Regions from separate parts of the Homo sapiens genome. Here region 1 is linked to region 2. The links are chromatin loops, found by intact Hi-C in ENCODE. Cell type or tissue: CD4-positive, alpha-beta T cell. All regions are shown on one strand. Each heading gives the region's core, and the rest is flanking DNA. Links, peaks and the distances in the headings are about the cores only. Region 1 overlaps MFN1 (mitofusin 1). Region 2 holds the start of TTC14 (tetratricopeptide repeat domain 14).

What was found. Hi-C counts contacts between places; a loop is a spot of excess contacts. Peaks named below come from ENCODE experiments on the same cell type or tissue, not always from the same donor. Only the 100,000 strongest peaks of a DNase experiment are listed, where the experiment ranks them.
Region 1: a loop joins it to region 2, with 5 times the contacts of the local background. A loop is called at or near these places in 5 of 110 quality-filtered maps.

The regions. Positions count from the first base shown.
Region 1 is chr3:179,353,409-179,356,324 of GRCh38, reverse strand. The region is part of intron 3 of MFN1 (mitofusin 1); the gene reads right to left. Among named protein-coding and RNA genes, the nearest start is that of MFN1, 7.2 kb to the right of the region's middle. In CD4-positive, alpha-beta T cell, for the core only: no CTCF peak of the experiment used is centred there; no DNase peak of the experiment used is centred there.
Region 2 is chr3:180,600,392-180,603,307 of GRCh38, reverse strand. It overlaps TTC14 (tetratricopeptide repeat domain 14), which reads right to left and starts at 1,145. Exons shown (of 12, transcript NM_133462.4): 1 at 886-1,145; 2 at 293-417; 3 at 1-184. The coding sequence starts at 1,046. TTC14-DT (TTC14 divergent transcript) reads left to right here and starts at 1,195. Exons shown (of 3, transcript NR_183700.1): 1 at 1,195-1,405. RefSeq lists an enhancer at 1,065-1,354. In CD4-positive, alpha-beta T cell, for the core only: no CTCF peak of the experiment used is centred there; DNase peaks (open chromatin) are centred at 847 and 1,197; H3K4me3 peaks cover 1,798 bases; H3K27ac peaks cover 1,519 bases.

The sequences.
Region 1 (2,916 bases), core at 287-2,786, 1.2 Mb after region 2:
TGGAAGTCCAATCATGTTCAAGAGTTTTCATAAAGCCTAATTTTCAGCCTGTCCTCCCCCACCCTTCCTGGAAATGGGTGGGTGGGAAGGAAAGTTCCAGTCCTCTAATCCCCTGATCACTTAACCTTTCAGGTGACTGGTCACCCTCTGAGGTTATCTAGGCACCCCACCCTAAACCACTCATTAGCATAAATTCAGTTGTCATTAAAAAGGGCTCATTATGAAAACAAGATACTCCAATCACTCAGGGAATTCCTATGGTTTTAGAAGCTCTGTGACAAGAATGGGACAAAGATCAAATATATTTCTTTTTATACCATACCAATGCTTTCTAATTTTCCTTTTACCTGGCTGGCATTTTTTTTTCTTGTTTGAGATGGAGTCTCCTTCTGTGGCCCAGGCTGGAGTGCAGTGGTGCGATGTAAGCTCACTGCAACCTGCACCTCCTGAGTTCAAGTGATTCTCCTGCCAAGGCCTCCCAAGTAGCTGGGATTACAGGAGTGCACCACCACACCCAGTTAATTTTTCTATTTTTGGTAGAGACAGGGATTCACCATGTTGGCCAGCCTGGTCTCAAACTCCTGACCTCAGGTGATCCACCTGCCTCGGCCTCCCAAAGTGCTGGGATTATAGGTGTGAGCCACCACGCCTGGCCCCTGGCTGGCATTTCCATGGATAGTCCCTCTTCCTCTCCCCAGTGCTGTCATTGTTTTTCATTACACACTCTCCCTGGATCATCTCATCAACTCCTGTGATCTCAATCACCAACATAAGCCAATAATTCCTAAATTTCCTAGAATTCTCCCTAGTCCAAGTCTCATATTTCCAACTGCCTTTTTGGTAACTATACTTGAATATATATAGTTGTATTAAACACACACAATTTCCTGCCTATACTACTGTCAGAGGTGTTTGAAGCAGAGCAACTCCATCTTGAACAGGGGCTGGTTAAAATGAGGATGAGACCTACTGGGCTGCATTCCCAGGAGATGAGGCATTTTAAGTCACAGAATGAGATAGGAGGTTGGCACAATATACAGGTCACAAAGACCTTGCTGATAAAAGAAGTGGCCAAATCCCACCAAAACCAAGATGGCGATGAAAGTGACCTCTGGTCGTCCTCACTGCTCATTGTAATATATATATTATATGTATATAATACATACAGTTTAGATGCCATGGCAACATCCAGAATGGATGCATATATGGGCTAAAAAGGGGAGGTACCAGCTGGGCACGGGGGCTCACACCTGTAATCCCAGCACTTTGGGAGGCCGAGGTGGGTGGATGGCCTGAGGTCAGGAGTTCGAGACCAGGCTGGCCAACATGGTGAAATCCCATCTCTACAAATAATACAAAAATTAGCTGGGTGTGGTGGTGCACTCCTGTAATCCCAGCTACTATAGGGAGGCTGAGGCAGGAGAATCGCTTGAAGCCGGGAGGCAGAGGTTGCAGTGAGCCAAGATCACGCCACTGCGCTCCAGCCTGGGTGACAAGAGTGAAATTCTGTCTCCCAAAAAAAGAAAAAGTGGGGGACAGGTACCAACCCTCAGTTCTGGGAATTGCCTACCCGTTACCTGGAAAACTCATGAATAATCCACCCTTTGTTTGGCATACAATCAAGAAATAACCATAAAAATACCAAAGCAGCAGTTCTCGGGACTGATCTGCCTATGCAGCAGCCATTCTTTATTCCTTTATTTTCTTAATAAACTTGCTTTCACTTTATGGACCCATCCGGAATTCCTTCTTGCGCAAGGTCCAAGAACCCTCTCTTGGGGTTAGGAGTGGGGCCCCTTTCTGGTAACATTATCACAACTGCCTCCTACCCCTGTTCTCATTCAATTCATTCTCCCCATTATATCTAAGGTTATAATTGTAACATCCAATCCTCTCAGGACTATTTTCCAAAATAAAAGAATGCAGAACGCCTTACCATGATATATTAATACAAGGTCTTTTACAATCTGACTTTTGCTTACAAAGTCTCTTCTTTTGCTATTGTTTCGTAACACCTTAAATTCAACTACTTGAGTTCTCCAAACACACTGTGGTCTCCCTACCCCTTTCTATTTATGGCTTTCTGCAAGAAATGAGCTTTTGGACCTTTTTCACATCCAAAGCTATACCTATTTCTCATTCTCAGTAGGACAGTTGAGTCATCACCTTCCCAGGAGGCTCTTCCTTCCTACTCCACCCTAATCTGAAGTAGGATCTTTTTAAATGGAGCTGTCTCATGCCAGACTCTGTGTAAGGCCCTGAGAATATGGTCAAATGGGAGAAGCAGAAAATAAAAACATAAAATAAGAGCTTTGTGAAAAGTGTTGAAAGACATTAAGAGGATGCTTTAACAGAAAATAACTGAGAAGGAATAATTTAGATAGGGTGGTCAGAGAAGGTGTCCAAGGTAGTAACATTTAGGATGAAATATGAAGAATGAGAAGGCACTAGACGTAGCTACAACAAGGAAAGGTGAGTTGTAGGCAAAGGGAATTGCAAGGGCAAAAGCCCTACGATGGGAAAATAGCTTAGAAGGCCTATGAAGTTATTTAGTAAATAAATGCCTCTGTTGGTACACAGCACAGATAGCTGAATAACCAGTTATGGAGCTAGTCATTTGTCTTTGCATATAAGCTGTGGCAGAGATCACCCTATCACTCTGGACTGTTACACCAATGTACGCCTCCTACTCTCCCTCTAGGAATGATGGAGTTGAAAATTTTGGAAGACGTACCTGATCACTGCCTTTTTCTCCCCGCCATAATCCAGATAATTGTCAAACTTAAGAAAGACACTAAAGAAAATCACCTCTAAATTAGCCAGGTACAGTGGCTCACGCCTGTAATCCCAGCACTTTGGGAGGCCGAGGTGAGTGGTTCACTTGAGGTCAGGAGTTTGAGACCAGCCTGGCCAACA
Region 2 (2,916 bases), core at 97-2,596:
GCTATATCTCTCATGATACCACTTCCTAAACAGATCAACACCATGAAAAAACCGAATTCCCGAATAGAACTAATTCTTCCAATCACTATATCACCACGCTCAATATCTCGGAAAAACAGCTCTCTCCGATCCATACTAGGTATCTCCATGAATTGCTCTAAAGGTGGCATGATTGCATAATGATCTAAAAAAAAAAAATTAACAAAATCACTAACGATAGTTTTGAGTTCCGTTTCACCTGAAGTACTGTTAAACCGAACCGCAATCTTAAAGATTTTAAGGCTAAACTGACCTTCACTGTCTTCATTAATTTCAGAAGTTGCAGGTGCATCTGATTTCCAGGAAAGTGCAAAAAGCAGATCCGCTTTTTTGGAGATGAATTTCTGTATCTCGATGTTGTCAACTCTCTTCTCTTTTCTTAAAAAGAAAAAAATATATATGAAAATTGGGTTATCTGCAAAGCCTCTTTACTTCTAACCTTCTGCTTATGGCTTTCATCGCCCATTCCGCTCCATCCTAAGCTGCAGACAATACAACCTCAGACAAAAAGTTTTAACTAGGCATTCCCTCATTAACCAACCTGGAGGTGGAGAGCGGGGAAACTTAAAAAGTGACGCCTCCAACTCAGATAGGAAAGCTCAAGGGATTTTTAGCTAAGGAATCTGCGCCTCTACCAAGCAGTGCCAGAGAAAAAGTTCAGCCCGCATCCCGCATTGCACAACCCAGGAGCGCCCCCCGTCCACCCAGCCCAAGACACCAGCGCGCGATCGTCCTGTGCTCACGGCCGCGGCTCCACTTCCTCTAGACGCAAACCCGGGGCTGCGGTAGTGGCTGCCAGAGCTGCGTCCCCTCTTCCGTGGCGCAGTGGCACCAACGTCTCATTACCTGCCCTGCAACGGGTGCTGGGGCGGCGGGCCCCGGGCTGGCTCGGCGGCCGACCCCAGGAGGCTACGGAAGTGTGGATTGTCCTGCTGTTCGCTCCGAAGTAGAGAGAGCAAAGACGACCCGTGGCAATTTAGCGACTGCCGCAAAAGGTCCCGGTCCATGGCTAGAGAATGCAGGGCCCGGAGGCCGACGGGCTGATAGTTCCCTGTTCCGTGTCCGCTACTTGAGCCGGGTGGTACAGGAAGCGGAAGAAACTGTCTGGAGGCTGCCGGAAGTACACAGACAGCACAACCAGTTACACCCGGAAGTGTTCTGGGGTCGCCCCCACGGCGGCGCGGCGGAGCTCAGCCTCGATCTCGCGAAACCGAGCGAGACTACGGAAGGCCGAAGGATTGGGCTCAGCATTGCTTGGGCTAAAGGCTGACTAGGGCTTCCAGGAAGTGATGTATGTGAGAAGTTTGCTTTTTAAAGTGTACGTGGGATCGTTATTACGTCGAAATAGCTCGAGCTGTAACCTAGGGTAAATAATAATTCCTTTTCGTATTCATCAAGGTGCTTCTAAGTGCCAGTGCCAGGGTAAGAACCCTATACGAGTCTCCAAGCTTCTTCCCTCGACGTACTCTCTGCGTAAATCAATACCTGTGTCTCTGGCGTAACCCCATTCAACCGGCTGCTCCGGGAAGGTTTCCAGGTGGTTTTAAGGGCAGAAGAAAGGAAGGACACGGACATTTGTTAAGCACCTGGAGTGGTGTTCTCCATCCATACCCCATTTACTGTTAGTGATTGTGAATTCTAAAACCAGGATGGCTTTAATGTCTCCACACGTGCATATGCCATTCAAGTTTTACAATAACTAATGAACACATGCATTTCTTATTTAGTTTATCTCAATGGTTGCTCAAAATTTAGTGTCTGTGGGACTTACTGTATAGTGGTATGTACGCAAAAGTCAATATACTGTTCTTATGGACAATTCAAGTGATTTTCAAAGGGAATTTCAACTTAGGTCCCCCATCCCCTTACTTACTGACTTGAGAACCTAACCACTATGGTAGCTATTGTACTTTTTCATTTTAGAAAACGAGGAAACATGCTCAGAGAGTCCCAGTAAATTGCTCAATGGCACACAGCTAGTAAGAGGCTAGAGTTAGGATTCCAAACGAAGTATTAATTGGTCTTCTCAGGCAGAGTTGCTGGATTGAGTATTTTATCATATGGAAGGTCTAACTAACCCTAATTTTGAGATCATGTAGCTTCGTTTTATTCCAGTATAAAATTTGTACCATTTAAATATGTTCAGTGTAAATAGTTCAGTATAGTCCTCTTGAACAGAAATAAACGGTGACAGTTAGTCTCTCCACTTCCCACCATGTGTCTTTGAGGAAATCAACTTGCCTTTCACTGTGTTACCACTTTTGTATAGGAGATCTAGCCCAGAACATAATCGATACTGCCACACTGTTTTGTGGAAAACCCAGGCAAATAGGTAAACAGTTTGAGACTTGAGAAAATGCAACAAACAAGAATGCAACTGTAAAAGATAAATTTGGGTTAGGCACGGTGGCTCACACCTGTAATCCCAGTACTTTGGGAGGCCGAGGGTGGATCACTTGAGGTCAGGAGTTCAGAGACCAGCTTGGCCACCATGGCCTAACCCCGTCTCTACTAAAAATACAAAAATTAGCCGAGCGTGGTGGCTCATGCCTGTAGTCCCAGCTACTCGGGAGGCTGAGGCACGAGAATCTCTTGAACTCCGGAGGCGGGGGTTGTAATGAACTGAGATCGCGCCACGGCAGTCCAGCTTGGGCGCCGGAGGGAGACTCCGTCTCAATAAATAAATAAATAAATAAATTTCAAGCTTCTATAGGCATATCAACTTTAATAAATGGTACAGACTGACTTGTTTTAAGCCATAACTCTAGAGAATGGTTGTTTTTAGGAAAGAGTGCTGTCACTGAAAAGGAAAGCTGACCACTAAAAATTATTATAGACATCTTGATAAGTATGTGATTTGTGTTAGAGTCAATCTGT